Linked DNA regions of Mus musculus: all the other regions are linked to region 2. The links are chromatin loops, found by intact Hi-C in ENCODE. Cell type or tissue: gastrocnemius. All regions are shown on one strand. Links, peaks and the distances in the headings refer to the core of each region. The heading gives the core; the rest is flanking DNA. Region 1 holds the start of Gm46843 (a long non-coding RNA gene). Region 2 holds the start of Ndufaf6 (NADH:ubiquinone oxidoreductase complex assembly factor 6). Region 3 overlaps A630034I12Rik (a long non-coding RNA gene).

Evidence for each region. Peaks named below come from ENCODE experiments on the same cell type or tissue, not always from the same donor. Only the 100,000 strongest peaks of a DNase experiment are listed, where the experiment ranks them.
Region 1: it touches region 2 in a loop (2.3-fold over the local background); 6 of 42 quality-filtered maps call a loop at or near these places.
Region 3: a loop joins it to region 2, with 3 times the contacts of the local background. A loop is called at or near these places in 4 of 42 quality-filtered maps.

What each region holds. Positions count from the first base shown.
Region 1 is chr4:11,021,832-11,032,748 of GRCm38, reverse strand. It overlaps Gm46843 (a long non-coding RNA gene), which reads left to right and starts at 6,049. Exons shown (of 2, transcript XR_001784238.1): 1 at 6,049-6,878. It overlaps Gm35429 (a long non-coding RNA gene), which reads left to right. Exons shown (of 3, transcript XR_390394.2): 3 at 492-953. In gastrocnemius, for the core only: a CTCF peak has its summit at 6,324 (motif pointing left); a DNase peak (open chromatin) is centred at 6,309; H3K4me3 peaks cover 812 bases; H3K27ac peaks cover 965 bases.
Region 2 is chr4:11,070,243-11,081,159 of GRCm38, reverse strand. It overlaps Ndufaf6 (NADH:ubiquinone oxidoreductase complex assembly factor 6), which reads left to right and starts at 4,955. Exons shown (of 9, transcript NM_001085493.2): 1 at 4,955-5,180; 2 at 7,917-8,016; 3 at 10,838-10,917. The coding sequence starts at 4,984. In gastrocnemius, for the core only: a CTCF peak has its summit at 4,875; a DNase peak (open chromatin) is centred at 4,936; H3K4me3 peaks cover 2,412 bases; H3K27ac peaks cover 2,789 bases.
Region 3 is chr4:11,178,281-11,189,197 of GRCm38, reverse strand. A630034I12Rik (a long non-coding RNA gene) reads left to right here. Exons shown (of 3, transcript XR_001784240.1): 2 at 5,956-9,320; 3 at 10,524-10,917. Among named protein-coding and RNA genes, the nearest start is that of A630034I12Rik, 7.5 kb to the left of the region's middle. In gastrocnemius, for the core only: a CTCF peak has its summit at 2,438 (motif pointing right); DNase peaks (open chromatin) are centred at 5,336 and 6,050.

The sequences.
Region 1 (10,917 bases), core at 1,633-9,632, 48 kb after region 2:
TGCTTCTTTTTTGGAATAATTTTATTTACAGTAATTGCTTCGCTGCTTTTCACAAAATACATTGTGTTCTCAATGGGGAAATATGTCTGTATTTAAACTTCACTATCTAGTGACTTGGTCCATGTTCTTTGCATCTAATGACATCTGGCAGTACCCAGAGTTCCTGATGACACAATGCAGAGCATTGCCTCTGTCTGTTTTTCTTTCAGCTGGGGCTTACTAGAATCTTAGATTTCGAATGGACTTTATGGGGTCATTTAGTTGCAATTCATACCCAGTACAATTATGCAATAATCTCTTCCATAGTATTCTAAGCAGTGACTGTCACTCCTTGTCCCCACCATCTCTATGACAAGGTACTCACAACTGAACACGGCAGTTAAATCCTCTCTGTCTCTCTGTCTCTGTCTCTGTCTCTGTCTCTGACTGTCTGTCTGTCTGTCTGTCTGTCTGTCTGTCTCTCTCTCTCTCTCTCTCTCTCTCTGAGACAGGCTCTGACTGGTCTGGAATGTGCTGTGCAGACCAGGCCGACCTAGAAGTCAAGCACAGAGATGAAAGGCACACACCACCACCCTTAGTTTAATTTCATTTTGAACACTGAGTTGCTGCATCGTTCTTCAGGCTGCCACGAAGAACTAAGACTTTTGTCTCCTTGTAACTTTTGTTCTTCTGGCCCTAACATGGTGCTGGTGAGATTGAAGTCAAATAATTTGAGTTGGCTGTAAAGTTGAACATTTCACTGTGATGAATATGTGTGGTTTCATATTGCCTTCTGACCGGGCATTTGGTAAGCATTTTATGTTCCCTTGGTTGTTCCTCTTTTGTACCTTGTACGAGTGCCAGTCTTAAATTTGCCAGAGAGAGAAAAATGCAACTGAAATAAGTCAGGTAAAGAAAAAAGATTGTGTAATTGCAAGATCCTGTGAGGTGGAGGGGGGGAGAGGAAGAGGGAGAGGGAGAGGGAGAGGGAGAGGGGGAGGGGGAGGGGGAGGGGGAGGGGGAGGGGGAGGGAGAGTTTAAAATTTTTGAGATTGGGCGGGCGAGATGGCTCAGTAGGAAAGGTATCTGATGCTAAGCCTGGTGTTCATCCCCAAGTCCTACCACGTGGTAGAAGAAAACCATCCTGAAAGTCGTCCTCTGACCTCCACATGTCAACACACAAAATACATAAATCAAATTTAAAATGTTCAACAAAACCCTTGAGATAGGCCCTTGTTACACAGATTCAAATTCTTGATTCTCCTGCCTCAGTTTTCCCAGTGCTGAGATGCCAGGCAAGAACCTCCAGCTCTGGCTAGAGGCAGCTTTTGATCCAGCCAGATCCAAACTCAGACATTCCAGTCATGGAAGTCTTACTTCCAGCAAGACAAAAAAAGCTATACACATATTTGATCAGGAAAAAAAAAAAAAAGCCTAAAAAATGCTTTGCTTCTATGAGTGATTGGAATAAAGGCTTACCAGCAGGGAACTCCCCAGCACTACAACCCCAATCACTGTAATCTTTAATATTGAAATCTCCCAGGTCGTCCCTGGAGCTCGAACTCCAGGAAGTCACAGTCAAGAGATTCAAATCCTAAAACCTAAATCTAGACCTCAACCGGAAATTCCCATGGTGGGAAAACTGCTGCATAAAAGGGCAGTAAGTCTGGGGCGGTGGTGGGGGCGGGGGGGGGGGTTGGGGGAAGGGATGGGGGGAAGGGATTAGCTGCTCACTATGGCAGGAATGAAACTTCAGTGTATTTATTATCTGCATTGACATCCCTTCAAGTTTTTAAGGCACTTACAGTGTGTTTGTGTGACGAAGCCAGAAATGTTAACTGGTTCCAAAATAATGATGTGAGGAGCAACAAGATGGACAACTACTGCAGTTTAGTCACCGGCCATTTTTCTGTCAACTGTGCGGTCTGTGTGTGAATACATGCAGGATGGACTTTAGTCTATTCAAAAAAAGAAAAATGTGCATGTGTGATGTAGAAGATGGAAAAAGTAGGAGTGAATATCAAATCATAGAAAAAAAAAATTAAAACAAGCAGTATGAGGCTGGGGGATGGCCCTGCAGTTAGAGCACTGGCTGCTCTTGCAGAGGACTTGGTATTTGGTTCCCAGAACCCACATTGGTCACAATCATCTGTTCTCCAGTCCCAGGGGAATATGATGACTGCTTTTGGCTTCTGAGGCATATTGTACATGTGCATACGTGTAGGCAAACACTCATAGGCATAAAAATAAGTTTGGGGCAGGGCGTGGTGGCGCACGCCTTTAATCCCAGCACTCGGGAAGCAGAGGCAGGTGGATTTCTGAGTTCGAGGCCAGCCTGGTCTACAAAGTGAGTTCCAGGACAACCAGGACTATACTCAGAAACCCTGTCTGGAAAAAAAAAAAAAAAGTGTGGGGAAAAAACAATTACTACCATCTAGAAGACAACTGATGATTTTTCTCCTCCTGAGAGCCAAACCCCACTAACCCCCCAAAAAAGAAAAAAAAAAAGCAGATATTCATCTGGATGCAAGACTTTTATAAAATGTAACGATAGTTGCCCACTGCTACAGAAGTACCTCCAGGTGGCTGCCTACAGCCCATCCCCACAACACACTTGATTTTTTGGTTTTTCAAGACATGCTTTCTCAGGTTAATAAATAAATGTGTATTAGTATATTTAATAAAAGTTAGAAAAATTAGATTGTTTTGAGTTTTGTATGTAAAATCAACTGTTCATTGAATTTTCCTTTGTTTCTGGACTTTGAATTCTGATTCACTGATCAAAAATGTATCTCACTTATGTAGATAAATTCTGTAATACATAAAATATGTGTTATGTACATTAAAAAAAAAAAAAAAGACATGCTTTCTCTGTATAGCCCTGGCTGCCTGAAACTCACTCTGTAGATCAGGCTGGCCTAGAACTCAGAAATCCACCTGTCTCTGTCTCCCAAGTGCTTGGATTAAAGGCTACAACAACAATACACTTTTTTTTCTTTTCTTTTTTTCTTTTTCTTTTTCTTTTTCTTTTTTTTTTTGAGACAGGGTTTCTCTGTATAGTCCTGGCTGTCCTGGAACTCACTTTGTAAACCAGGCTGGCCTCGAACTCGAACTCAGAAATCTGCCTGTCTCTGCCTCCCAAATTCTGGGATTAAAGGTGTGGGCCACCACTGCCCAGCAACAATACACTTTTTAATATGCTAAACTTTCTTTTAAGCTTTATTTCTTGTCTTAGTTTCTCCCACATAGTATTAAACCTTCAACTTCACTTTTTGCAGCTCACTATGTTACATATTTCCTCTTCAGGTCTTCTCAGATATTAGATGCCCTATTTTTTTTTTCTGTTATTTTGTGTGTGTGGCGGGGGTTGGGGGGGTGGTGGTAGGTGTGTATGTGTTCAGGGCTGAATTAGACATGGTCTCTCTATGTTTTCTTGGCTGTCCTGGAATTCACTATGTAGATCAGGCTGGCCTTGAACCCACAGAGATCTACTTGCTTCTGCTGAGATTAAATATGTCTAGCCTCTGGATGCAAAACCAGTTCTGTGAAGAAATGCCACGCACGCACACTCCAGTGAAGTCTGTTTGACAGACTGAGAAGCCTGGGAGCACTCACGAGGCAAAGAGTTTCACAGACACTCACCTCCTGGAACCTTGGCGTTCTCATTAACCCGTATACGCATACCCTATCCCCACGTTAGTCTGGTGTATGGATCCACGTGCTCTCTTCAAGTATTATCTTATTATAAGTGCCTTTTAAGATTGAATTCTGATATAGCTAAGCCTTCACCAGTGTTCCAACGTCCTAGAAAGTCCTTGAGCTGACCATGGGCTTGGAATTCAGTAAGAATGTTGCCTGTTCAGTGACATTCAGAATTGCCTCTGGTATTACACTATCACTTAGAATAAAAGCCAAGTTGCTCCCATATACAGGAATTTACAATGGTTTAGGAAGTAGATGGGGCTGTGGTTTTAGAGTATTGCATTATTCATGAGATGGTTAGCTAGAATGGAACTTCCTAATTAGAACCATGACTTGAGTGTGAAAGCCCTTGCTCTAGGAGTGTAAAGACCTCACACTTGGCATCTAAGACTATAGCTGACCTTAGATAGGGCTGACTTTGTCTCAGTTATTTTATTGCCCAGTTCCTGCCAGCCTTTGCGTTTTCATTCCTTTGTTTTGTGTAAGAGTCATTAAGCATCCGCATCCAGTAACCTCATTTGTACCTTGCCGATGTGTCACCTAACTTCCCTATTTTCTTCTGTATAAAAAGTTTGATGCTCAATTTGACAAATTACACTCAGATTCTACACAATCTTGTGTGTTGGTCTGTCATTCCCTCCAACTCCTTGCCCATCTGCACCCAGAGACCCATTCCATGCAGACAAAGGGACCCAGAGGGTCTGCGGCAAAGAAGCATTGTTGTAGTTGATTTAATGGTAAAAATCTTAAAACCTCAGCAGGGGCATGGTGGCTCATGCCTTTAGTCCCCAACACTCCAAGGGTAGAGACAGACAAATCTCCAAGTTCCAGGCTAGCCTGCTCTTCAAGGCAAGTTGGAGGACAAGCAGAGCTAACAGAGAAACTCTGCCTCAAAAACAAACCAAACCAACAAACAAATGTCAAAATTTCCTTTTAGACAAAGAGATTATTTTTTGTACATCTGCACTTGGGAAAGATAATGTTTCTTGGCTTTTTGAGTAACTGCATAAACAGTGTGTATGTGGTATGACGAATTGTGTGTGCATGTGCATGTGTGTGTTGTGTGTGTGTTGTGTGTGTGTATGTATATATGTGTGTGTGTGCATGTGTGTGTGTTGTGTGTGTGTGCGTGCATGTGTGTGTGTGTGTGTGTGTGTGTGTGTGTGTGTGTGTGTGTGCTTTCTTGTGGTGCTGGGGATTGAACAGAACACTGCCCATGTGCTAGGCATGTGCCCTACCTAATACTGAGCAATATCCATGCTCCCTAGTGAGCTTTATTTATCTTACAAAACATGCTAATTGCTCATCAACCACATTTATAAAGATGCACAAAATTATTAATCAAGAGAAATGTACATATACATTTTGCATTTTTTGTTTGTTTTATGAAATGGGGGTTTCACTTTATAGCATTGTCTGGCCTGGAACTCCCCAAGTAGGACCAGGCTGGCCTTGAACTCATAAAGATGTTCCTGCTTTAACCTCCCAAGGGCTGCGATTAAAGTATGTGCCACCACTCCCATCCTTGCATTTTTTTTTAAAATTTATTTTATGGGCCTGAGTGTTTTGCCTGTGTATATGTCTGTGCATCATGTGTGTGCCTGGTGTCTGTGGAGCCAGAAAAGGGTGTCAGGTCACTGGGATCGGTGTTGCACACAGTTGTGGGCTGCCATGTGTTGCTGGGAACTGAAGCTAGGACCTCTGAAGAGCAGCCAGTACTCATAACGGTTGAGCCATCTCTCCGCTCCCCCGAACCCTGCACCCCACATCCGCTGACATGTTGATAGTCCAGGCTGGACTTGAACACGTTACAGAACTGAGGAAAACCCTGAGCTTCAGCTCTTCTAAGGTCTGTGTGTTTTGTAATTTTGCATTTTGAACAATGTATGAATATGGCTCATCTGCTCACAACCATTATAACCATGGAATTCTCTTTAGTACACCTGTATGTTATTGTACATACTCGCTCTCTCCATGAATGTGTGTGTGTTATACTATTTTTTCCTGTGTGACATGACTTATAAAATAGTCTATTGCATTTTTACATTTCTCAAATAAATCTCTTCTTAAAATGTAAATAAGTCTTTTAAAATAAATTTGAATTTTTCCCCAGAAGTGTAATTTTAGGAATTTAATTGTCTTGTTATCTTAGACTTAAGGATATTGGACTTTCATATTAACATTTTGGATTATGATATTTAGGATTATGTCTTTTGCCTTTATGGCTCAAATCTGAGTAGAGATGATTCTAAATAATTCAGATATGGAGAACACTTAGGGCTGAGGCAGAGTACTCGAGGGAGGAAAAACTCTGCCACCTCAGTCCCCCAACCTGGAATGAAATCTTGATAGTGTGGTACAGAGCACAGCTGTGTTTTATGACTGACAGAAGTTGCTGCCACGAGGCAGTCCCTCATATATGAGGTACAGTCCCTGATATTCCCAAGTTGTTCGTGGAGAAGTGTCTTTCTAAAGGTAGCGGGGGAGGTGCCCGTTAATCTGATGAAACAGAAACAGCCAGGAGCCAGAAGAGCCGTGGGTGTCGCAAGAGCTGGGCACTGCAAAAGAAGCTGCGCTGGCACAGAACATACCAGAACCAGAAAGCAGAACCCTTCCTTCCGCACTGTCTCCCCAGCGCCCTCTACTGTCAAGAGTTCCACATCATGACAGCTGCACAGGAGAAATATTTAAAGACCCAGCTAAATTTTGGCTGAGCAAGGTGAATTTTTAGCGGAGACTGTACATCAACCACTGACAGACCTACGCATTCCTCTCCCCGCTGCGAATTCTGCGCTCACCCTTTATAATCGGAAGGCCCATGCCCCAGCTGCATATGCCTTTTTCACCGAGAAGGTCTAAGACCCAGGCCTGGGACTTTTCTTCCAGCAACCCTAGGAAGAAGCATTGTGCCCTCCCAATGTGGCACCAGATTGTTCCAGATTACGTTTCATTGACTCTGATATAGTAAACACACGTCATGGGTTTGTTTCTGAGCCACTTCTGGTGTGAGGTGGCTTTGCCTTTCCAACAGGCGAGCGGTATCCCACTATTGGAGGTTGGAGTGACCAACCCCCATGTACAATCCGTGTAAATGGAGAAAATTCCAAATACCACATGAAGGAAGGAAGGCTGACAAGCAGTGGAGGTTGCTGGAGAAGAGAAGGTAGACAGACAACAAACAGTCACAGCACTCAAAGGTAAAGTGGACATTTCTGGTTTCTTTGGAGACTCAGGTTATAATGCTGTTTTGCTGGGGCAGACCAGTGGAAGAATGTGTTGCTAAAGCAGACATGTGAAAGACCGTTTTCCTGAAGCAGACACAGGTGAAAGGATGCGTTATGTTTAGAGAGACTATAAATATGAGCCCAGACAGTGGGAACGGGAGCACTGATTCGCTTTGCTCCTCCACAGTCTTTGTTGATGACAGGCATGTATGGGTTTGCCTTATACTTTGTTGCTGAGCTTCGCCTGTGGTGACTTCATAGAGAAAAACTCACCAAAGAACTTCTCCTTAGATTCCTGCGGCTTCTTGCCACTCGTTCAGTTGGGGAGCCGTGTGGTTTTGTCTGAATTGAATTGCTCTTGCGGATTTGTGTGTGGTGTCTGTGGAGGACAGCAGTGGCTGATTTGTGTTTGGTGTGTTTGGTGTGACTGGAATGAAAACAACGAAGACTGGAATCTCCTCAAAGAACTATTTCTAAACAGGTCCACTTCCCTCGTATCCTAATAACCTTTCTTTTCTACTACCTTTGGTGGGCGGTGGGCTAGACTGGAGGTTGAACCTTACTAAAGAAGGTTGTGGAAAAGATACGCCTTCCCAAAGACTTCCTGGGAAGGTGGTCTGGGCCAATCAGAAGTGTTGAGAGAATGAGGTGCTAAGTAATAGAATCAGGAAAGGAAAGAGGGGAGACTGGGCTTTCTGGTGCGTGTCTTGCCTCTGTGAGGCCTTTTGTTTCCATGATTTGTCTGTTTGGTGCTGAGGGGTAGAACCTACAGGTTCTTGCTAGGCCAGCATTGACCTGTGTCCCCTAACCTCCTAGTTTTTTTCATGGACTGTTCTGCTCTACCTACAGATAATCTGAAGTTGTGTTTCAACATGGGTCTTCTCTTCTTTATATACCCATTCCTTCCTCCACTTGCTTTTTGTTTGTTTTATTTTTTCAAGACAGGGTTTCTCTGTCACCCTGGCTGTCCTGGAACTTGCTCTGTAGACCAGGGTGGCCTCAGACTCAGAAATGCATAGGAATGTTGAGATTAAAGCTGTGAGTCACCACCACCCAGCATTTCCCTCCCTTCCTTCCTTCTTTCCTTCCTTCCTTCCTTCCTTCCTTCCTTCCTTCCTTCCTTTCTTTTTTTCTTTTTCTAAGACAGGGTTTCTCTGTATAACATATCCCTGGCTGACCTAGAATTCACATAGATCCACTTGCTTCTGCCTCCCCAGTGCATGCTGGGATTGAAGGCATGTGCTACTGAAAAGGTCAGCTCAGGAACTTTGGAAGGTCATGGAACACTTGCTCCTCCAGAAGGGAGAGGCTAATTAACATTCCTCAGACCTGGGAGAGGAACAACCTGCGGGTGGGGACACATTCCAAAGGATGGACCCTTGCCCACCTTCAGACAAGGGAAGTCCTTGCCACTTCATTCCCTAAAGACTAATCAGTTTTAGAAGTCACACTGTTCTGCCAATCACATTGTGCCTAATGCTGCTGCACTGAAAACTGTATAAAAAGCTCAATGAAGGAGCTGTGTGTGGTTGTCACTTCACCTTCAGTGCAGGACGACCCCAATGCATTGGACCAGTAAGTTCCTCTTGCTTTTTGTATTGATTCCGGCTACATGTGGTTCACTCAGGTGTTCCCAGTAACCTAAGGCTCATCAGAGTCTTACACTACCATGCCCAGCTCCCCTCTTTCTTGAGAGAGTTTTTCATGCCCATAGCCCAGACCCTTTTTATATAATCTAGTCTGGCCTCAACAACCCTACTGCCTCAGCCTCCACATTACTGGTATTATGGGATGAGCCACAAACCCAGTTATCTTTTTTCTTCTTCAATTTCCTCCTCTTCCTCCTTCCTTTTCTCCCTCTGTTTAAATCTATCTATCTATCTATCTATCTATCTATCTATCTATCTATCTATCTATCTGTCTGTCTATCTATCTTTGTTACTGTGTAACACAGGCTGGCCTAACCTCACTATGTAGCCTGGTCTAGCCTCAGCTATCCTTCTGCTTCAACCTACCAAGTTCTGGGATTATATACACAAGCTACTGAAAGAAAATAAAATTTGAGACCTGTGATTCATGTAATTTATGTCAAATAGCCCAAAGAGTTGTTTGTGAGCTTTGAAACCTGGGGCTGAGAACATAGCAGAACAGGCCAGGACATGCCAGGGTAGGCTGGTCGTTAAGACATTCCCGAAGCTGCTTGGCCATAAAGATAAAGAGAATGACATGCCGGACTGGCCCAGTGCCTCCCTATCTCCCACCCTTCTGACCTAAGTTAAATGTTATCTGCATGTACAGGCTGCTGATGTTTAAATGGACCAATCATGTGAAACCATGCCAATTCCTCTCTGCTGATGTTTAAATGAACCAATCATGTAAAACCGTGCCAATTCCTCCCCCAGCCCCAGCCCCAGCCCCAGCCCCAGCCCCAGCCCCAGCCCCAGCCCCTTTTCTATAAAAACCCCTAGCTTCCAAGCCTCGTGGTCGAATCCACTGTCTCCTGTGTGAGATACCTTTTGACCAGGAGCTTTGCCATTAAACTACCTCGTGCTTTTACATCAAGACGGTCATCTGTTTGTGATTCTTGGGTGCACGATGAATCGGGAGTTGAGTGGGGGTTTCCCCACTAGATTTTTTCACTACCATGTCTAACTCATCATCATTTTAAAGTTATTAAATATAATTCCCTTGGGAAGGGTAATCTAATGTCCCACCATATATCAACTATTTCTGGAAAGAAATGGTTATAGTTCTCTCTGGTGCTATACTTGGAAGTGAAACCTGTGAGCTAGCCTGGCTTGACTAAGCAGAGAGACAAGAACAGGAAGGCTGAAGTTCCTCAGATCTGACCATGGAGCTACAGCCAAGCCAAAAACACTCAGGCAGCACCGACAGGAATGTGATTACCATAGGTCACCTGAGCTATTATCGCTGTGGTAGGAAGAGAGCAGAAGCAGGAAGGAGTAGGATTAGAAAACCAGTGAAGATGGGGCAGGAAGAGGCAAGCTGGAGCATTGGCTGAAGGGGGATGCTGGGTACTTCTGAACTATTCTGTGTAAGGTCAGAGATACCAACGCTTTGTTAATTAACTCATTCTTTGTGTGAGCAATTTTATGCACACCTGCTAATAAAACTTCTCCAGGGCCTGGAGAGATGGCTCAGCAGTTAAGAACACTGGTTAACTGATTAATTGGTTAACTTCCAGAGATCCTGAGTTCAATTCCCAGCAACCACAATGGGGACTCACAACCATCTGTAATGGGATCCGTTGCCCTCTTCTGGTGTGTCTGAAGACAGCAACAGTGTACTCGTGTAAAAAAATAAATATTAACAACAACAAAAAGAAACCTCTCCAGGAATCAACACAGTCCATTCTTAGATTTATAATGCTTTTATATATTTTAAAACTTCATACACACATGTATGCCCCCACTCTTCCCCCTAGCTTTTTCTAGGTCTACCCCCAACCCTAACCCCACCCCCTTCCAACTTCACAAACTTTTTTTTTTTGAGACAGGTCTCACATAGTCCTGGCTGGTCTGACACTTTTTATGTAAATTTAACTGGCCTTGAACTTACAGCCATAGTCTCAGTCTTCGGAATACTGGAATTAAAAGCATGAGTCACAAGGTTCTCTCCCTCTCTCCCTCTCTCCCTCTCCCTCCCCCCACCCCTCATAACCCATCCAGTTTGATTTGTGCTGCCCATGTATGCATGGATGTGGGGCCATCCAGGAGATGACTTGCCAGGAGCCATACCTTTAGAGAAAACTGACTCTCTTTCTGACAGCAAACACTTACTGTCAACAGCTCTTCAGCTAAGTGTGGGGGCTGATAAGCTCCTCCCTGCCACTCGGACCTGGAATGTGGACTGACTTGATCTTGTGTGTAGCTGTTTATCCCTTTCTTACTCTGATTGCTCCTTGGTTCTTTCTCTGCTAGAATGTGTTGTGGTGGGTGTTGTGGAAACAAGCCTGCCCTGGATAGCAGTACACAAGTTATAGGTTACACCT
Region 2 (10,917 bases), core at 1,685-9,684:
CAGGCACAACAACTAAAGCTAATTAAAAAGAGATACCTGGGAGGCAGAGGCAACTTACAGATATCTATGAGTTTGAGGGCAGCTGGTCTACATGCTGAGGTCCAGGCTACATGGTAAAACTCTTTCTCAGTAGACCAGGGGGAGGAAGACACAGAGCATGTTTATAATCCTGACATCCTAGCTGTTGAGCTAGTGTATAATAGACAGTAGATGCTTGATTTTGACAGGAACAAAATAATAGTGTAAAAATGTACGTGATGACATTAGATTAGTCAAGTAACACTGAACAGGCGATATATAAAACCAAGTCTATGCATAAAAAAGGAAAGCATCAAAGTATGAACAGTAATTTTTTGAATTACAGGTTGTAGTATGACATTTTTTATGCAGTTACCTGTGTTTTTCTTTTCTTTTTTTGGGGGGGGGGGCATAGGATAGGGAGGGAGTTGAGACAGGGCCTTACATAGTGGCTGCAGGCCTCTAATTCAATAGACAGCTGAGAATGACCTTGAACTCCCGACCCCCACTTCTACCACTCAAGTGCTGTGATTAGACGTGAGAACCACCACTGATTCCTTAGTGAGGAAATCCATTCTGTTGGGCTTTGTGGATGAATAACTACAACAATAACATGTAAAGCAATGAAGCTGGACGGATGGCTCAGTGGTTAAGAGCACTTGCTGCCTATCTATTGGATGTGTTCAGTTTGCTGCACCCACGTTGGGTGGCTGACTGCCTGACCTCCAGCTCCTTGTGATCTGATGTTCTCTTTTGGCCTCTGTGGCCTCCATGCACATGACATATAATCATATATTCATGAAAAAGAAATAGATCTTTAAAGGGGGTAGGCATTGTCAAGATGGCTCAGTATCCCGAGCTTTTGTCCCCGCCGGCAAGAACACATTCAGGACAACCGGAATCTTCTGAGGCAAAGCTTTTTTTGCTTACTTATCAGGAGGGAAGACCCCGAACCGGGAAAATGGCGCTGCTTTTATAGCCCGCAGCGTGACGTTTCAGCACCTGATGTGGCGTGACAGCTCCTGATTCGTTGCTCGCCCATCACCCCATTACTACGCCACGAGATGGGCAGTGACTAGGTGTGAGTTCACTCTTGCACTTGCGCATAAGGCTTATTTACTAATTAGGCGCAGTGGAAGCCAGTGCCATCTTATAATGGCGATTGCTCACGGCACGCACGCGATTGCTTGCTGCATGGCTCTCCACAGCTCAGTGTGAAAAGACCGTGGTTACCAAGCCTAAAATCCTGGACTCTATCCACATGGTGGAAGCAGACACAGACACAGATATGGACACACAGGCACACACACTGTTTTTGTTTTTGTTTTGTTGTTGTTGTTTTGCTAGAAAGAGGGTTCTAACGAGGAACCCAATATCAGAACTAAAAAAAAAAAAAAAACAAAACAAAAAAGAAACACCAGCAACAAAAAAACTAAAACAGGACTGGAGAGATGGCTCAGTGATTAAGAGCACTGGCTGCTCTTCCAGAGGTCCTGAGTTCAATTCCCAGCAACACATGGTGGCTCACAACCATCTGCAATGGGATCCAATGCCCTCTTCTGTCAAGCAGGCATCCATGTAAATATTATGTGCACTCATATAAATAAAATAATCAAATAAATAAGTATTTAAAAAAATGCAAATAGAGAATGGAGCTCTTGTGACAAGTTGGCCGGATTCTCGGCATGAGAAATGACAAGCTCTTAACAAAGGCTATGGAAAAATCAGAGGTGTGATGATATTTGGAACAACAAGGCATAACTCTTTACAATGTAGTCATTAGTCAACCAAAGAGCAATGAAGATTAGGCTGGAGTTTGGGGAAATGTACCATTATGTTTTGTATACAACCCAGGTCAATGACAGTCACTACCCTAGAGTAATAAACTAAATCCGCCATGGTGGGAAACTGATTTGGCTTAAGGCCAACTTAATAAAAAGTGCTAACGTGGTCATTAACAGTGCTTTTGTAGAGGCAATGAGCTTTCTGTTTTGATGATAGTCTAAATGAAAGTGTACTCAGTGTTCAAAGACGGCAGAGAATTGACTAAGAACATAGTATCATGTATTCACAGTGCCTCCTTTCCCCCCACTTTTTCTTTTTTTTATGCAGGCATTCCCCCGGGGGCCCCCAAACTCACTATAGCAGAGGATGCCTCCTTGGTGTATGTGTGGGTACCGTGGAAGCCACGGGGTGGGTCTCCTCTGTAGCTGGGCTTTGTGGATTCTTCCTTTTCCCACCCTTTATCACCCCCCCACACACACACACACATACACACACACACACACACACACACATACACACACACACATACACACACACACACACACACACACACACACACATACACACACACATACACACACTTTCTCCTCCTAACACTAGGTAGGAGAGAAAGAAGAATAGAGGAGAGAGAGAAGAGAGAGAGAGAGAGAGAGAGAGAGAGAGAGAGAGAGAGATGTATCCCTGGATCTAATTTCTTTCCTTTTGTTTCTTCTTTGACTTCAGCTACTAACAAACCACAACCAACCTCCCTGATGACCAAGCGCTGTTGAGGTTTGGTCTCATGCTGTGTATTGTAATGCTAAATACTGGCCCCCAAGTCTGGTTGCCCTCAGGGACAAGGAAATCCTCACATACACCAAGTGATGCTATTTAACCCTGATCCTTAATTTAAAACTATTGGTTGGATAAAGATGCCTAAGGCCTATAGTTGAGCAGAAAAGAGGTAGGCAGGGTTTTGGTTCCTAGGCTGGAGATCTGAGAGTTGGGAGACAGAAGGTGAAGGAGAAAACGCCATGGGAAAAGGGATCATGAAAACTGGTCATGAGGGCTGGCCACTCCTAGTAAGAGCAGCCTAGTCGGAATATGGCAGGTATTATCTTAGGGTTATTGACAGAGGAGTAGATACTAACAGCATAGAGGGTGGATATCTGCTAAGCTCTAGTGCTTTAAAGACTTATTATAAATATTGAAGTTTTGTGTCTTTTATCTGGGAACTGAATGAGCTAAGGTGAGGTAGAAACCCTTGATTGAGATTAAAGATTTACTGCAACAAACAACCATTCCCCCTTGCCTCTCTGGGCTTAACACTTATATACCCTCAGAAGGGTTCCCAGAATACCAAAGGTCACACAATCACAGAAACTATTTGCAGCTGGCAAAACCGTACTCTGCTAGAGCACGAGGCAAACCATAGTCAGCTGCTGTGTCAGCCCCACATCCTTACATCTGGGATGTAAACAAAAGTACATCCGTGTAATATTTCTCTGTTTTTTTAAAGAAACCAAAATTCCAGAGTTTGCAAAAGGTCCTCCTTGGAGCTGGAATTACAGGTGGTTGTGAACCACCTGATGTGTATGCTGGGAGCTGACATAGCTAGGCTCCTCTGAAAGTGCTCTTTTTTCTTTTTTTAAAATTGAAAGTGGTTTTTCATACAATATATTCTGGTTGTGGTTTCCTCTCCCCTACCTCCTTGGAGATCACCCCCACTTCCCCGCTAAGTCTACACCCTCTCTTTCTCTCCTTCATTAGAGTACAAACAATTGTTCTTAACCACTGATCCATCTCCCCATCTATCCTTTGAATTCTTTATCTTTTTCCCCCTAACTCTCAAATGCTGGCATTATATGTGCATGCCACTATACCTATAGACTATTCAATTAATAATAGTTGGTAACAACATATCATTTGTAGTATAGTATCATTTTATTGTATTTTAAACTGTTGTATTTAAGTATTTAAATTAGCACATTATGGCATGTACATAATGTATTTCAACATTTGCCTCCCATTACCCTCTTTTGTCTCCTGCCCCTCTGAGCCTCCTTTTTGTCTTCTGAGCTCCTTCACCTCATCTGGTACTATCTTACCATTTTACTGACTGACCCATCTCTCTAGCCTTATACTGGAATTCTAAATTCTCCACAGGCAAAAGGCTTTGGCCTGATTCCTGGCTGAGAGGCTACTTTTCTATCTCAGGTTCACAACTTCCTCTTTTTGTCTTGCTTCAACCTCACTGTGTAGTGTAGGCTGACTTTGAACACTCAACACTTCCTGTCTCAGCCTTCTTAGTGCTGGCGTTACAGATGACAGAGGCAAGTCAGATTTTACAACATCGAGGGACTGTCAATGGGTTAAAGCAGGAAACAAATGACTCCATGCTCTTGGGCTTTTAGAGTGTTGTGAGAGACAACTAACAGCAAATGATATATTGTTACTGTTAAAAAAGAAAAAGGAGCCGGGCGTGGTGGCGCTCGCCTTTAATCCCAGCACTCAGGAGGCAGAGGCATGCGGATTTTGAGTTCGAGGCCAGCCTGGTCTACAAAGTGAGTTCCAGGTCAGCCAGGGCTACACAGAGGAACCCTGTCTCGAAAAACAAAAGAAACAAAAAACAAACAAAAAGAAAAGGAAAAGGAAAAGAAAGCAAAAGGAAAGAAATTAAATTTTGTCTCTGTCTCTCTCCCCCTTCCTCTCCTTCCCCTTTATCCTTAGTGGTTGATAATGGAGGCATAACCTGGTGCATCTCTCAAGCATCTTTGTGTTTTTCTCTTGGAGGTAGAGTGGCTAATCAGTGTACCTGTTCAGGGCTATGCTGGGAGGTCTCTGGGAATGTGTGTGGGTGAATAGTGGGCATTCAGGTACAACAAGCTTCCAGCAGTGCGGTTACAAGTGTCAATAGCGCCCTTGAAGAGGATCAAGAGAGGATGGGGGTCTCTGGGGTGACAGGATGTAACGTCAGTCGCTTCTTTAAAAAGCAGGCACCCATCCCTTTTGGCGTTCTGGGGTTCTGTGGGAGTGGACGCTGGAGAGGACAACCAAGTCACCAATGTGCAGGATTATAGCGACACCTGGCTCTGGTCTGAGTGGCGTCCTTCCTTTGCGGAGTTGCAGAGATCTGCCGGGGGCGTGGCCACTTTCCGGGGGGCGTGGCCTCAGGGTCGGAGGGCACCCGAAGCGGGTGTCATGGCGACCTCCATGCTGGGTTCTGTCCGCGGCCCAAGGCCATTCGGTTTGGCTAACCTGTTCCATCGCCAGCCGCCTCGGGATGCGTGGGAACGTGTGCGGCGCCTGCCGGGGCCCTCGGCGGTCCGGCGCAGCGTGGCGGCGGCCAGCGGGCCAGGCATCCCCGGTTCCCACCTCTACTGCCTGGAGCTGCTGAGGTGAGTGGCCGCGCCCGGGGGACATCCCCGAGAGCCCAGAGCCTGTGGAACGCAGAGCGCTGAACCCCGAGCCTGGGGCTGCGTCCTCCGGGTCCTGCGTTCTGCTGGGCTCTGTGCCCGTGCTTGGAGAAGGAGACCGCAGGCCTGTTCACGTGGCTCAGCACATCCTCTGCCTGAACCCTAACGTTAATGGACCCTACAACCTTTGCATGCATAGCACTTTTTATTCATGGACAGCTAGTGACTTTAACACCGTTAACTGGCTTTGGGCTCTGTGTGCTGCACTATTAAAAGTAATTCACGGGGCCTGCGCATTTTTAGGTCCATTGGTAGGGTGCTTGCCCAGCGTGCTTTGGATAAACACATCTCACAAAAGTTGGCACACTCACTTTTGACGCATCTTCTTAGGAGGTACTGGCCAGAGGTTTAGATTTAACTACAAAGCAACCTCAAAGCTAAAATTTTGTTTACAAAAGTAAAGTCCAAAGCAGCTTATTTAATTCTCCTTTCAAGTTGTGATTCCCATCAAGGGAGTTTAAGAGTTAGAGCATTAAGAGCTGGAGAAATGGGTTAGCGGTTAAGAGAACAGGCTCAGGTTTGATTCCCAGCCCCGACACGAGATCTAATGCTCTCTTCTGGCCTTCTTGAGCACCAGGTAAGCAGTGTATAGACATATGTGTACGCAAACACTCATACACATAAAAATAAATACAATTTTTAAGATGAAGTTTAATAATTTCAAGGGAACAAGGGATTTGCCAGAGATTTACAAGAACAGCCTCATGACTTGTGTTTTGTTCACCTGGTGTCAGGAAAGACATCTGGGATTTCCTCTGTAGACATGTGTGGGGGTTGGGCCTGATGGGAATTGAGCCCTATGAATAATCTATGGCTTAATTACATCCACCCACACCGCCCCTGCATTTTGCCCTCCCTGCTAACAGCAGTTATCCGGTATGGTTTTTGTTTGTTTTGAGACAGGGTTTTTATGTAGCTGTGGTTGACCCTGTAGACCAGGCTGGCCTGGAACTCCTTCTGGTCTCTGCCTCTCAAGTGTCGGGTCTTTTTTGTTTTGTTTTGTTGTTTTTATTGTGTGTTATTTTTATTTCACGTGTATGCGTGCTTTGCTTGTGTGTATGAACTGTGTGCATGCCTAGTGCCACCGATCAGATTTTCTGGAACAGTTGTGAACCAATGTGATGTTGGGAATCACACCTCTGGAAGAACAGCTCTTAAGTACACAGCCAAATGCCTGCTTTGAAGGGCTTTAGAGTGTAACTAAAATAACTAAATCACCTTGGATCTGATTAGGGAAGCAAATCTGAGAAATGCAATTGCTTCTGTGTTTGCCAAGAGTTTCAGGTTCCCCTGACTCTGACCAAGTACTGAGTTTACAAGCTTTGGCTGTCAACCTGCCATGTTTGGTTGCTGTTTTCTTTATGGTGCTGGAGGCTGAGCTCACAGCCTGGCGATGCTAGACAAGATCTGCCCCACTGAGCTATATGATAGCCATCATAGTCCTAGACAGCTTCTCACATGTTTTCAAAAGCTGCCCTTGAAATCATGAAATTGTGGACTCGCCGTCTCTTGCTGTAGACGCCTGAGTATGCACCATACCCATTCTCTGGATACTCAAATTTCTGTAGACTTTTGCCAAACTTGTTTCTGGTATTCTTTTGACAATCAGTCTTTCCATTCTTTGAATCTTTGCTTTATGTTTAAGATGTCATTAGCTTGTTTTATATTTTCTCTGGCCCCAGCTTGGGACATCACTCTTTCAAGAGTGCCTGGAGTTCTTAGGAACCAATGTCCATATTTAGGTAATTGTGTTTTTTTGTTTGTTTGTTTGTTTTGTTTTTTGGTGGTGTATTTTTTTTTTTTTCCGAGACAGGGTTTCTCTGCATAGCCCTGGCTGTCCTGGAACTCACTTTGTAGATCAGGCTGGCCTCGAACTGAGAAATCTGTCTGCCTCTGCCTCCCAAGTGCTGGGATTAAAGGCGTGCGTCACCACACCCGGCTGGTTTTATTTTTGACGCCAGGGCTGAGTGGGTTATTTGTGCTTCTAGGTTCTTTTAGCAAATGCAAAAACACAGACACACATTGTTTTTGTTTGTTTGTTGAGATAGGGTGTGTGTGTGTGTGTGTGTGTGTGTGTGTGTGTAAAACAGTGCTAGCTGTCCTAGAGCTAACTCTGTAGTCTACCTTTGCCTTCTGAGTACTGGGGTTACAGGCCTGCTCCACCACCCTGCTGGTTTATATATCTTATTTCTATGTCTTTCTATGTAATAAAAAACTAATTAAACATATTTTCCTTATATCTACCCCCACAGCCTTTCTTCATTGTTATTTTGAGACAGTTTCATGTGGCCTAGGCTAGCCTCAAACTCCTGACACTCCTACCGTTACTTCTGAAATGCTGGGATTATTGCATGTGTCAGCACACCCAGGTTTCCTTTCTTCTTCTGTAGCTCATTTCAGTTCTTACTAAAAGCAAAATGTTCTGAAGCAATGACAAGTACTTTGTAAATGAAAATAAAATAATAACTATTTCCTTTTTAACGTGTTTGGGGTGAGAAGCAGATACATTTTTGATAGAGAAATAGCTATATAGCTTAATTACTGAGGCCCCCTGTGATCCAAGGCTTCACTGTTTCTGGTTGGGTTTTGTCAGTATGTGTGTGCAGTTTGGAAAGTAAAGACTAACTACCTTTTTTTCTTTGTTTCTGTTTGTTGTAGGAAACGAGATTATGAAAGCTACTTGTGTTCCTTACTGTTCCCTGCAGAGTGTCAAAGGTCTGCTTCTGCACTGCGGGCCTTCAATGTGGAACTGGCTCAGGCTGGTATTAAAATACCTTAAAATATTATGACAAGATGGTTGTAGGGTGTGCTTGGTACTGAATAGTAAAGAAATAGAGTAATTCATGGTAGATGTACTTAAAGTTGTTGCTAGTGGTTTCTTTCTCATGCTAGCTACTCAGCCTTAATTAGTATCAAGAAATAAAACTAGTCAATGGGTCTATGAATTCAATGGGTCTGGGAATGATATTCTAGACTTTTAAGTTTTTCTGAGTGTGTTTCAGATTTGCATTTGGCATTGTCTGTCAATTGAATAAACTAATGAGTATCTTACTACTCTCTCTAACAGTTTCATACTTTGTGTGTTTTGAAGACTTCATGTGCAGTTGAATAGACAGTAGAGCCCAAGAGATTCTAGCAGACCCTGACTGTTTTTGTCTCAGAATTACAGAGGAAGAGCAGAGCCTTCTTTTTCCTTGCGTGGTCAGAGCATGGGAAGATAGAGGACAAATTTGAAATGGGGGTGGAAATGGAGGAACTTTACTCAAATGGTTGGCCTTCTCAGGACAGCAGCAGATAGGTCAGATATTGGTGGTGAGGAACAGGGCAGCTGGAGTCTTGGATAGAGTGGCACACGTATGAGAACCACAGCGAGGCATACACACAAGAATGAGCTGAATGTGTGTAGAATAGGCTACTGCCTCTGCTAGTGCCTAGCAGTCTGCATTTCCTCGTGGCTCACCTTTCCACGGGAGCCTTGGCAACCACCTTTTGTCCCAGTGAGTTCATTCTCTTCCTTAGCTAAACTCTTTTCTCCTGCCTGGAAAATCTCAAAGCCACCAGCAATTCCCCAGGGACAATGAGGCATCTGAACCATACAGTTATTCTTGCTACCCTGAGCCAGGAGCAGGCCATGCTACCAGCTCCCACCTACAGCTTCCCTTGAATCCATGGATAAAAGGCGCACATGCGCGCGCGCGCGCGCACACACACACACACACACACAGGTTGTTCACTTTCAATTTGCCTTCTTAGCATAATTGCTGGGCATTATTAAACTCCTGCTCATGCTCTTAGCAATGTGCCTAGCTCCGCACCTCCCACCTAAACACCCCTGACCCCCTGCCAGTAGGAGCAGCCTATGGCTGGTCAGCTTTTCACCAGAAGCACTGGAAACCCCTCTCCTCCCGTGCATCTGTCTGCTTGCCTCCAGGGACCCAGACGTTACACCTATCCCTTCTACCCAGCGATTGGCCCGTGGCTTCTTTACAGACAGATCAAGAACCAATTGGGGAACAGGACCAGAGTGTCAGAACTACCCCTGCATTCTTGTTTGTTTGTTGTTTGTTTGTTTGTATTTTGATACAGGGTCTCACTGTGTATCCCTGACTTTCTCAGAACTCACTGTAGAGACCAGGCTACCCTACAACTCACAGAGATCCACCTGCCATTGCCTTCCAAGTGCTGGGAATAAAGGCGTGTACCTTGCCAACCTCCATGCAATTATCACTATGAGAGTAGGAAAATCTTCCTTGGTTATCACTTTTACATACACTGCGTGTGTGCCTGGTGCCCATGGTGGTCAGGAAAGGGTGTTGGAGCTACTGGAACTGGAGTTACAGATGGTTGTGAGCCACCACATGGGTGCTTAGAACCAAACACCTCTGCCAGGCACTAAGTACTTTTAGCCTCTGAGCCATCCTCACAGCCTGTTGATTCACCAGTTCTGACGGGGAATGTATGGCTGGTTACCCTCATACAATTGATGTTGAATAATTGAAGTCAGTCACCAAAAAAAAATCAAGTTGCAGATTTGGGATCCACAGTACAGGAGCAGTTCAGAGCTGATTTTGTGACGATCTTGCAGCTGAGTGTACTTACCGTGTCTGTTACAAAAAATGCTTCCGACTATTTGAGCAAAGAATACTTAACATAAGCAAGCAATCCAAATACTGTAATGGTTCTCACAGGAAATAAAGCAGATTTGGAGCAGAGTGAGCTGTTTGCTGAAGAGCGTGGCTTGCTTTGAGTTTTGGATGGGCTTTAAACTTGTCATATAGCCGAGGATGCCTTAGTCCTCTTATGTCCACCTGTCACGTGCAGAGGTTACAGATAGTGCGACCTCCAGCTCAAGGAGAAACAACTTTGTTATCATTTTATGTGTATAAGTGTTTGCCTGTATACCATGTGTGCAGCTGGTGCCTGTGCAGGCCACAAGAGGAGGGTATCAGATCTCCTGGCACTGTAATTAGAGATGGCTGTGAGCTGCCATGTGGGTGCTGTAGTGGGGGATGCTCAGGAAGAGCAGCCAGGGCTTTCAGCTGCTGAGCATCTCTCCAGCCTCAAGAAACAACCTTTAAAGCAGTGAGACAGCTCAGCAAGTAGTACTCACTTCACAAGCTGGGAGGAGAAAGCTGACTCCATGGAGCTCAACTGTGTCCTCCACAGTTAACTTAGACATGGCCTTATTCTGTAGCCCAGGCTGGCCTGGAACTTACTACATAGCTCAGGTTAACCTCAAACTCATAGCCGTTGTTTATCCTCCCAAATACTGGGATTATAGGTATGAGCCACTACACCTGGCCTATATATTATGCTAATAAGAGATATTAATTAGCAGCATCAAGGGAAATGTGCATTCAGTCAGTTTATACTTTGTGTTGAAAATGAAGTCATGTATTGACCACCATAGTAATGGGCTAGGACAGTTGGGTTAACTCAGAGGTCCCCTCATAATAACTTGGTTTTCAAACAATAAGTTGTCTTTGTTTGTTTCTATGCTGGGTTTCCATACATAGACAGACAAGCACTCTACCACTGAGCTATGTCTCCAACCTAGAGGTTTTAAACTCTGTTTACAGGTTAAGGACTCAGTCTCTGAGAAAACAATTGGACTGATGCGCATGCAGTTCTGGAAAAAAGCTGTGGAAGATATGTACTG
Region 3 (10,917 bases), core at 1,825-9,824, 110 kb before region 2:
ATTTATTTTATATATATGAGTACACTGTCACTATCTTCAGACACATTAGAAGAGGGCATCAGATCCCATTACAGATGGTTGTGAGCCACCATGTGGTTGCTGGAAATTGAACTCAGGACCTCTGGAAGAGCAGCCAGTGCTCTTAACCTTTGAGCCATCTTTCTAACACCAATTGTTCATCTTTTTAAGTTTGCCTTTAGTGACCCCCACCCCCCCAGTCATTCCAGCTTTACATTTACTTGCTTTAAGATATAAAATTCTGACAGGTGTGGTGACTCACACTTTTAATGACAGCACTTGGGAAGCAGAATAGGTGGAACATAGTTGGTTCTAGAAAGCCAGGCTATGTAGAAAGACCCTGTCTCAAAAAAGTATAAAATGTCTTTATGCACTTAGGAAATTTGGCATTTTCAGAAGAGTCTACTGTACATGTCCTAAAATTTGTGGCCAGTAAACTTAACCTCTACAGCATTTTTTGAAGTAGTTATTTTGATTATTTCCATATTCGTTTTCAGGAAGGAAAAAAATAAGTTCCCAAAAGCCAGGGGTTTTATCTGTTGTCTTGGTTACTGACAAGCTGAGGCTGGGTTGTTTGAGTCCAGGCTCCAAGGCTAATCTAGGCAAGATAATAAAATCCTGTTTCTTTAAAATAAAGTTAAACCCAGCTGACATACTTCTTGTCTCTGGGTCTTTGCTGTGCCTTCTCTTTGTAGACCTTTCAGATTCCTTATTTTTGTACACTATAGTTCTGTCCTCTAAATAAGACAATAGTTACCTATTTAAGGACTGAGCCTAGAGCCTCTTGCATAAATGCTGAACTGCTTAGCTGGAATCCTGGCTACTCTTTCAGTTTTTGCTTTTTGAGATTGAGAAGAGGTTGCTTAGACTGGCCTTGACTTTGCAACTCTCCTTCCTCAGCTTGTAACATGGCTGGGGTACTACACACCTGCATTACCAGGGACCAGATTTTTTTTTTAAACTGATAGTTGATTGAAAAATATATTCTAACGAGTAGGCTGTTAGATACAAATATGTTAAGAATGTATGAGACAGCTGGGCATGGTGGTGCATGATTGAGTTTAAGACCATCCTGGACTACAGAGTGAGATCCAGGACAGCCAGGCTACACAGAGAAACGCTATCTCAACAACTAAAGACAACAACCACAAGAGAATATATGAGACAAAAATGATGTGTGAAGTAATCTGTTTTCTGAAAAGCCAAGAAATAACTAGAATAGTAGCAAAGGTAAGAGGCTGGTATCTTAACCTCTTGGAGCTTCTAGCCCAGTCCCTTTTTATATCTTACTTTGACACAAGGTCTCATTAAGTTGCCTAGGCTAGCCTAAAACTCACTCCATAACCCATGCAGATCTTGAATTTGGAACCCTGCCTTACCCTCTAAAGTAGGTAGAACTTCGGGCCTGTGCCACCAGACCTGGCTTCTCTCTGAGGAAAGGTTTATAATCTGTAAACCAGAAATATGGAAGCTGGATAACTTTTGAAATTAAGAGCTTTTCATATGTTCTGAAAGAGCATAAACGAGTGTATGGCATGCCATGTTTCTTGACATCCCAGCAGGGGGCCTGAAGTAATGTACCTACAGCCAAATATAACATTTAATTTAAAAAAAAAATTGTGTGTGTGTGTGTGAGTAAGAGACAAGGGATGTGTATGTACAGAAGCCAGAGGTAGAAATTAGATGTCTTCCTCAATTGCTTTCCACTTTAGGTTTTGAAATAATCTTTGACTGAACCTAGATGTATTAGTTAGGGTTCTCTAGAGTCACAGAACTTATGGGTAGTCTCTATATAGTAAGGGAATTTGTTGATGACTTACAGTCTCAGTCCAACTCCCCAACAATGGTCAGCAGTAGCTGTGAATGGAAGTCCAAGGATCTAGCAGTTTTTCAGTCCCACAAGGCAAGCAGGAGAAGAAGAGAGAGTAAATCTTCCTTCTTCCAATGTCCTTATGTAGGTTCCAGCAGATGGTATGGCCCAGATTTAAGGTGTGTGCCAAGGTCCAGATGATCTTGAACTCAGAGATCTCCCTGTCTTAATCTGGGATTCATAGCCACTGTGCCCCAAGATCTCCGTGCCAAGATCTAGGTCAGAAACTTGTACCTTCCAGATTAGGATCAAAGGTGAGCCTTCCAGGAATAGCCACTACACTAGAGCTTGCCAATTTGACTAAATTGGTTGGCCAGGTAATCCTCCTATCTCCACCATCCAACATTAGGATAGCAGGTGTACAGCACCTACCTTTGTACACCTTTATAGGTGCTGGAGATCTGAGCTCAGTTTCTCATGCTTGCATAGCAAGTGCTTTATAACAAAGCCATTTCTCAAGCCCTTCCTTTTTTTGTTTTCTTTGTTTTTTTTTTTAGTAAGTGGTGTTTTGCCTGCACTGTGCACTACATGTATGAAGTGCCTTCTGAGTCCAGAAGAGGGCATCAGATCCTTTGGAATTGGAGTTTAAGGTGGAGCTACTGTGTGGGTATTAAGTTAGTTAGGTGTGTGGGTGCTGAGATAGATGACCTGAACCTGGGTCCTCTGGAATACTGGCCAGCTCTCTTAGTGGATGAGCCCTCACTTCAGTCCTTGCACCTCTCTATCTTTGATTCATTGTTTAATACTTTAATAGTTACAGAAAAACAAAACAGCAAAGACTTTCAGACTTGGGAGAGCCATTATAGAGAATGTTGTGACAACTGAGTTTTAGGTCAGTTAAGACAGATTGGGGGGAGGGGAAATAAGTTTGTTGCCAAACTTAATGGATGATCTTAGTTTTAAGAGCTTTTCACACTTTGGTATTGCAAATGAAGAACTATGTACCGAGTTTTGTTGTGGTTGTTGTTAAGACAGGGTTCTCTGTGTAGCCTTGTCTGCTCTGGAACCCCTCTGTAGACCAGGCTAGCCTCAAACTCAGAGATTTGCTTGCCTCTGCCTCCCAAGTGCTAGAATTAAAGGCCTGTGCCACCACTGCCTGACTATGAATTTGAGTTTTTATTTTTAATAGTATGTACCTGAGGAAATTATGGGAGCATCTGTGTCACAGCACATATGTGGCCATCAGAGGACAATTTAGGAGTCTGCTCACTTGTTTACTTTGGGATTCAGAGATTGAATTCAGGTGTCTGGCTTTCATGGCAAGCACTTTTATACACACACACACACACACACACACACACACACACACACACAGAGAGAGAGAGAGAGACAGAGAGAGACAGACACTGAGACCCCCAACAACAAAAACAAAAAATAAGAGAAACATTAAATCTACAAGAAATGGGTTGGTCTTAGTTACATTGTTTTGGCAGTACTTTGGACCAAACTCAGGACCTCCTGCCTAGTAGGAAAGAGCACTGACTAAGTTGTACCTCTGGTCCATAGGTCAAATAGTTTAGTTAGAGCATAAAAACTCTTTGCTGTGTCAGGTCCTTCAATAAATGCTATATCATAAGAATTACTGTTTTACCAATCTAGTTCTATGACTAGGTGTACAAGAGCAATTCACATAGTTCTAAGAATCAGAATCCAAACTTCTGATCATACTAACCTACACCACCCCAAGTGCTGGGATTACCTGCATATACCACCATACCCAATTTCATCTAATGTGTCTGGGCTTCGTACATGCTAGGCAAGACCTCCACCAAATTAGTTACATCCCCGCCCCTATTTGTTTCTTAAGTGCACGAATTTTATGGAAGATTCTTTAGGCCAGTAGTCCCTTAGGCACTTGTGTACAACTCTAGGGCTGTACTGACATTTTCTAACACATTTGTCCAATATTTTTAGATCCATAGGGCTTTTTTTTTTTTAAGATTTATTTATTATATGTAAGTACACTGTAGCTCTTCAGACACTCCAGAAGAGGGAGTCAGATCTTGTTACAGATGGTTGTGAGCCACCATGTGGTTGCTGGGATTTGAACTCTGGACCTTCGGAAGAACAGTTGGGTGCTCTTACCCACTGAGCATCTCACCAGCCCTAGATCCATAGGGCTTTCTTTTGAGCTAGATGAGCACACCTATAAATTCTAGCACTTGATAATCAGGGGAAGGAGGAGGGCCACAAGTTTGGGACCCTGAGACCCTGCCTAACTATCCCTTTCCCTAAAACAACAAAAAACAAAAACCTTTCTTTTGAAAGTTATTTCCTAATTTCAAGTCTTTCAGACTTGTTGAATGAAATATTTTGGGGGTTTTGGTTTATTTTTCTTTTGAATGAAATATTGATTGACTCCTTAACACTCAGAAACTTTTTTTCTTTTCAGACAGGGTCCCACATAGTCTAGGCTGGCCTCAAATTTGCTGTGTCAAGGATGACCTTGAGTCCCCGACCCTTCTGCCTCTCTCCAGTTAGCAATTTTCTCAGTTTAACAAAGTATTCAGTGGCTCTCTTCCTGAGTGACGCAGTCTAGACTCCTCAAAGAAAAAGATCCCTCAAATAATGATGCCATATGACCATTTGAATGCTCTTTGAGACTCCTGAGATTTGTACTTGGCTCTTTGTGGCCTTATCCTGAGTCCCTTGGTGTTTCCGGGCAAGCTGGTGCAGGGTGGGGCCTGGAGCTCTATGCTACCATACCAAGTCAGCCTATGTTGTGATTTCAAAGGATTGGTTTATCTCAGAAAAAGGATGGTCATCTCTTTGACTGCTAATCATTTTCACCTGTGTAAACTGCTGAGGGGACTGGATTTAGAATGTGAGATCACTGAATAAAATATTTTGATTTTGAAAGAAAGAAAATTAAATTCAAGGCCCATGATTCATACGGCTCATGACTAGTCAGAAGGTTTACAGACCTAAGGCAGAGAGCATAGCAGAACAGGCCTGGGCATGACCAGACAGGCCAGCACAAAGGCTGTTAAGTCATTCCAGGAACTAACTGGCCATAAACATAAGAGAGGCATGCAAGGACAATCTCCAGACAAGCCCAGTTAAGTAATGGGCCACCTGGTCTGGTCTCCTTCTGATATAGTTTGAGTTTAACCAGATGCTCTGCCCATAAAGATAAGCACCCTCCCTTTAGAGTTGCTGTTGTCTCGACCTGCATGTACTGCTTGCTGATGTTTAAACTGTCCAATTGTGTAACCGCGCCAATTTCCCCTATCCCCCGACTTTTTTTCTATATAAACCCCTAATTTTTGAGCCTCGGGGTCAATTCCTCTGTCTCTTGTGTGAGACACATGTTGGCCTGGAGCTCCGTCATTAAACTACCTCATGTGTTTGCATCAAGATGGTCTGGTTTTTCATGTTTCCTTGAGTGAGCGCCATCCCGAGTCTTGAGTGGGGGTCTCCCCACAGGGGTCTTTCATGTGGGGGCTCGTTCGGGATTTGCGTGACACCCAGGAACCCCGAAGACCCCCTTGGAGGTATGTCTGTGTGAGTCTTACATGTTGTCTGAGTGCAGTGCCACTGGGTTTGTGTCTGGTTTCAGTTTTCTGGCAGCTGCCGCTGTGGGCCATGAGGACCCAGTGGCTGCGGAAGGAGACGTCCTAGGGCTGCAGGCTGCAAACCTGGCCAAGGGTGGAAGGAAGTCAGGAGAGCCTGACTGTTATCTTTCAGAACAAAGGAGACTGAGTACTCCTTCTACTGGGAAATGAGTGGAAGCGGAATCCCACCCCGTCAGAGGTCGCGTTTGGCTGGTTGTTTAAGTCCAGATGCGGGCAAGTGTGTTTGGATGTGCTAGTGTCTTTTGTCCTTGTTTTGTTCTTGTTTTTTCTGATTTTTGTCATGGGACAGACTGTGTCAACCCCTTTGTCTTTAACTGAGGACCATTGGGCGGACATTAGGGCGAGAGGACAAAATTTATCAGTAATAGTTAAGAAGAAAACCTGGTAGACTTTCTGTACCTCAGAATGGCCTGCCTTTGGGGTACGCTGGCCGCCCAAGGGAACTTTTGATTTACCCCCCAACCAGGGCCGTGAGGACTGTTGTTTTTTCAGGAAGGATCGGGATCACACCCAGACCAACAGCCATACATCACAGTGTGGGAGGATTTGGCACAATCCCCACCCCAGTGGGTCCGACCATTCCTCCTACCCCATTGTCCCGGCTCCAGGATCCTGCCTGTCCAAGAGAGTGCTGTGAAGAGAAGCCGAAGCCGAAGCCACAGCCTAAAGAAGATGGCGAGCACAGCACTCCACCGGCACCCACCTCTAAGATCTACCCTGAAATAGAAGAACCCCCTGAGTGGCCTATTCCTCTGCCCTCACCTTATCCTCGAGCTCCCCAACCTGTATCCCAACCCTCTGCTCCTCCATCCCCTCTTCTGGCCCTGGTCCCTGGGACCGGAGGAAGAGGAGGTCCCTCAACAGGGACGAGGAGCTGATGGGGAGCCACCCCTGAAGGACCGGCCGACTCCACTGTAGCACTTCCCCTTAGGGCTGTTGGGCCACCCCCAGCCGATCAGAATGACTTACAACTTTTACATTATTGGCCCTTTTCTTCCTCTGATCTTTATAACTGGAAGATTAATCACCCTCACTTTTCAGAAAACCCTGCAGGGCTTACAGGCTTGATAGAGTTCCTGATGTACTCTCATCAGCCTACTTGGGATGACTGTCAACAGCTTTTACAGACCTTGTTCACCACTGAGAAGAGAAAGAGAATTCTCAAAGCTCAGAAGAATGTCCGGGATGATGCCGACACCCTGTCCAGACCCCGGCCGAGATAGATGAAGGATTCCTCTTGACCCACCCTCAGTGGGATCATAACACGGCATGAGGTAGGGAACAGTTATCTAATTACCGGCGGGCTCTAGTGGCGGGTCTCAGAGGTGCCATACAAAGGCCCACAAATTTGGCTAAGGTAAGAGAGGTTATACAGGGGACGACTGACTCCCCCTCAGTCTTTCTTGAATGACTCATGGAGGCTTACAGAAGGTACATCCCTTTTGACCCTATGTCTGAAGGGCAGCGAGCTTCTGAAATTATGGCTTTTATCAGACAGTCAGCCCCCGACATCAAAAGGAAATTGCAACGGGTTGAGGGATTACAAGATTATACTATAAGGGATGTGGTTAAAGAGGCTGAGAAAGTATATCATAAGAGAGAGACAGAGGATGAGAAACAAGAAAGAGAAAAGAGAGAGAAGAGAGAGGATGAAGACAGGAGAGACAGGAAAAGACTCTTGACTCGAATACTGGCCACAGTAGTAGATAGAGATAAAAGAGACAGGACTAGGCAGTCAGGGGACCTGGGAGATGAGAAACGGCAGGGGCCAAGGAGACCCAGAAGAGATAGACCACCCCTGGAAAAAGATCAATGTGCACACTGCAAAGACAAAGGTCACTGGGCTCTCGAGTGCCCCAAGAAGACACAGGGAGCAAAAGTACTGTCCCTTGAAGATGATGAAGACTAGAGGAGACAGAGCTCAGCTCCCCTCCCCGAGCCTAGGATAACATTAAAAGTGAAGGGGACCCCTATAAGTTTCTTGGTCAATACGGGTGCAGAATATTCAGTACTCAAAACACCTTTGGGTAAGAAAAAAAACAAAAAGATGCTAGTGATTGGGGCCATGGGGTAGAAACCATACCCATGGACCACTTCCCGGACAGTGGACCTAGGAAAGAGCTAATTCACTCATTTTTTTGGTCATTCTGGAGTGCCCTATGCCTTTACTGGGAAGAGACTTATTGACCAAATTAAAGGCACAAATAACATTTGCCCCCTCTGGACCAGAATTGTCCTGGGGGATTGAGACACCTCAGACCTTAGTGTTGTCTTTACAATTAGGAGAAGAGTATCAGATTTATCAAAATGAAATGAAAACCCCTGAGGGACTACAGGACTGGCTTACTCGATTTCCTCAGACATGGGCCAAAACGGGGAATGGGAATGGCCAGATTAGTTCCCCCCCGTGGTAATTGAACTTAAGTCTGGGGCCACTCCCATTGGGGTCTGACAGTACTCCATGGGCAGAGAAGTGCAGGAGGGCATACGCCCCCATATCACCAGACTGCTCCAACAGGGGACCCTAGTCCCATGTAAGTCTCCTTGGAATACCCCCCTACTCCCGGTAAAGAAACTGGGGACGAATGACTATCGCCCTGTACAGGACCTTAGAGAGGTCAATAAAAGAGTTCAAGATATCCACCCAACAGTGCCCAATCCTTACAACCTGCTCAGCACGCTGCCACCCGAACGAACCTGGTATACAATCTTAGATCTTAAAGACGCTTTCTTTTGCCTGAAACTACACCCCAACAGCCAGCCCTTGTTTGCCTTTGAATGGCAAGACCTAGAGAACAGAAGATCCGGGCAGCTCACATGGATGAGACTGCCTCAGGGATTTAAGAATTCACCCACCTTGTTTGATGAAGCTCTACATCGAGATCTTGCCTCCTTTCAGGCCAACAATCCCCAGGTGACTTTCTTACAATATGTAGATGACCTTTTGGTGGCCACAGAAACACGTGAAGAGTGTGAACTCAGGACTCAGAAAATTCTGGCCGAGTTAGGTGAGTTGGGGTACCGGGCTTCGGCTAAGAAGGCACAGTTATGCCGGACTGAGGTGACCTACCTGGGATATACCCTGAAGAATGGGCAACGATGGCTCACAGAAGCTAGGAAGTGGACAGTGACACAGATCTTGACCCCAACCACCCCTCACCAGGTAAGAGAATTCCTGGGGACTACGGGATTCTGTAGACTCTGGATCCCAGGGTTCACTACTTTAGCAGCCCCATTATACCCCTTAACAAAAGAAAAACGAAAGTTCATTTGGGCTAAGGAATATCAATTGGCTTTTGAAACTCTCAAAAAGGCACTGCTACAGGCCCCTGCCCTAGCACTGCCTGATTTAAACAAGCCTTTCACCCTATACATCGATGAGAGAAATGGAGTAGCCTGAGGTGGGGTCCTCACTCAAACCCTAGGACCCTGGAAGTGCCTAGTAGCCTATCTGTCAAAGAAGCTGGACCCTGTGGCCAGCGGATGACCCTCCTGCCTCTGGGCAATAGCAGCTACGGCTGTACTGGTGAAAGATGCTGATAAACTAACTATGGGCCAGAATGTGACTATGGTGGCCCCGCACTCCCTTGAGAGCATCATTCAGCAGCCACCAGACCGCTGGATGACTAATGCTGAGATGACCCACTACCAGAGCTTGTTATTGACTGATCAAGTGACTTTCGCTCCACTTGCCACTCTTAATCCTGCCACCCTACTGCCTGAAGCTGACGAGACCCCCGTACATCAGTGTGAGGAGATACTGGCGGAGGAAACTGGGACTCAGCCAGACCTAGCCAATCGACCTTGGCCTGAAACGGTAGCCTGGCTCACCAATGGAAGCAGTTTCATGGTAGAGGGTAAGTGCAGAGCTGGGGCAGCAGTAGTGGACGGGAAATCTGTTATATGGGCCAGCAGCCTGCCTGAAGGGACATCAGCCCAAAAAGCAGAACTTACTGCCTTAATTCAAGCTTTAAGGCTAGCAAAGGGAAAGGTTATCAATATTTATACCGGCAGCTGGTATGCTTTTGCAACAGCTCATGTTCACGGGGCAATCTACAGACAACATGGACTATTGACCTCTGCTGGGAAGGACATTAAAAATAAAGAAGAGATTCTTAGCTTGTTAGAAGCTGTCCACTTGCCCCGCAAGGTGGCGATCATCCATTGCCCAGGACATCAAAAGGGGGCTGGACTAATAGGAAGAGGAAATCAGATGGCTGACCAGGTGGCCAAGGAGGCAGCACAAGGGCCAATGACTTTAGTAGTCAAAATCACACCCTAGCAGGTTGAGAAGATCCCAGAAAGAAGGATCCTCACAGAAGAGGGGCTAGAATACTTGACTAATATACACTGCCTCACTCACGTGGGACCAAAAGCGATGATAGAACTAGTCAATAGATCCCCTTACCATATCCCTAGACTACAGAAGGTAGTAGAGGACCTAGTGAAGAACTGTAGAGCATGTGCTCTCACTAATGCCCGGTCCAGCAAGCACCATGGCAGAAGACGCTTACGAGGAGATAGGCCTGGGACTTACTGGGAGGTTGACTTTACCCAGGTCAAGCCAGCCCAATATGGAAATAAGTACCTTCTAGCTTTTGTAGATATCTTTTCAGGGTGGGTTGAAGCATTCCCCACCAAGAGAGAAAGGGCTAATGTGACTAAGAAGATACTCGAAGAAACCCTTCCCCGTTTCAGGGTACCTAAGGTAATTGGGTCAGACAATGGGCCTGCCTTTGTCTCCCAGGTAAGCCAGGGACTGGCCAGACAGCTGGGGATAAATTGGAAGTTACATTGTGCTTACAGACCCCAGAGTTCAGGACAGGTAGAAAGAATGAATAGGACTCTAAAAGAGACCTTGACTAAATTGACCTTGGTGACTGGCGGGAGTGATTGGACAGCCCTTCTCCCTTATGCCCTATTCCGGGTCCGGAACACTCCCGGAGCCTCAGGTCTAACACCTTTCGAACTAATGTTTGGGGTGCCCCTGCCTATTTATGTGACTGTAGAAAATAGAACTTGTCCTGATGTTTCCTCCATTCCCTCATCTTGCCTCCTAGCCCAGCTGAAGGTTCTTGAAGTCATGAGGAAAGAAACCTGGGAGCAGTTGAAAGAAACCTACGCTGCTGGTGACTTACAGGTTCCACATCAGTTTGAAGTGGGAGACACGATCCTGGTGAGGAGGCACCGAGTGGGGAACCTCAAGCCTCGGTGGAAAGGACCCTACCTGGTACTATTGACTACACCCACTGCACTTAAAGTAGAAGGAGTCCCCTCTTGGGTTCATGCCTCACACGTCAAGAGGGCTCCCCCTGAGACTGATCGTGATGAGTGAACTCTGGAAAAGACTAATAACCCTCTTAAGTTGCACTTGCATTACAAGAGCGACTCAGAACAGAGACTTCAACCCTCATACTCCAATTCAACAAACTTGGGAAGTGCTTAATGTGGAGG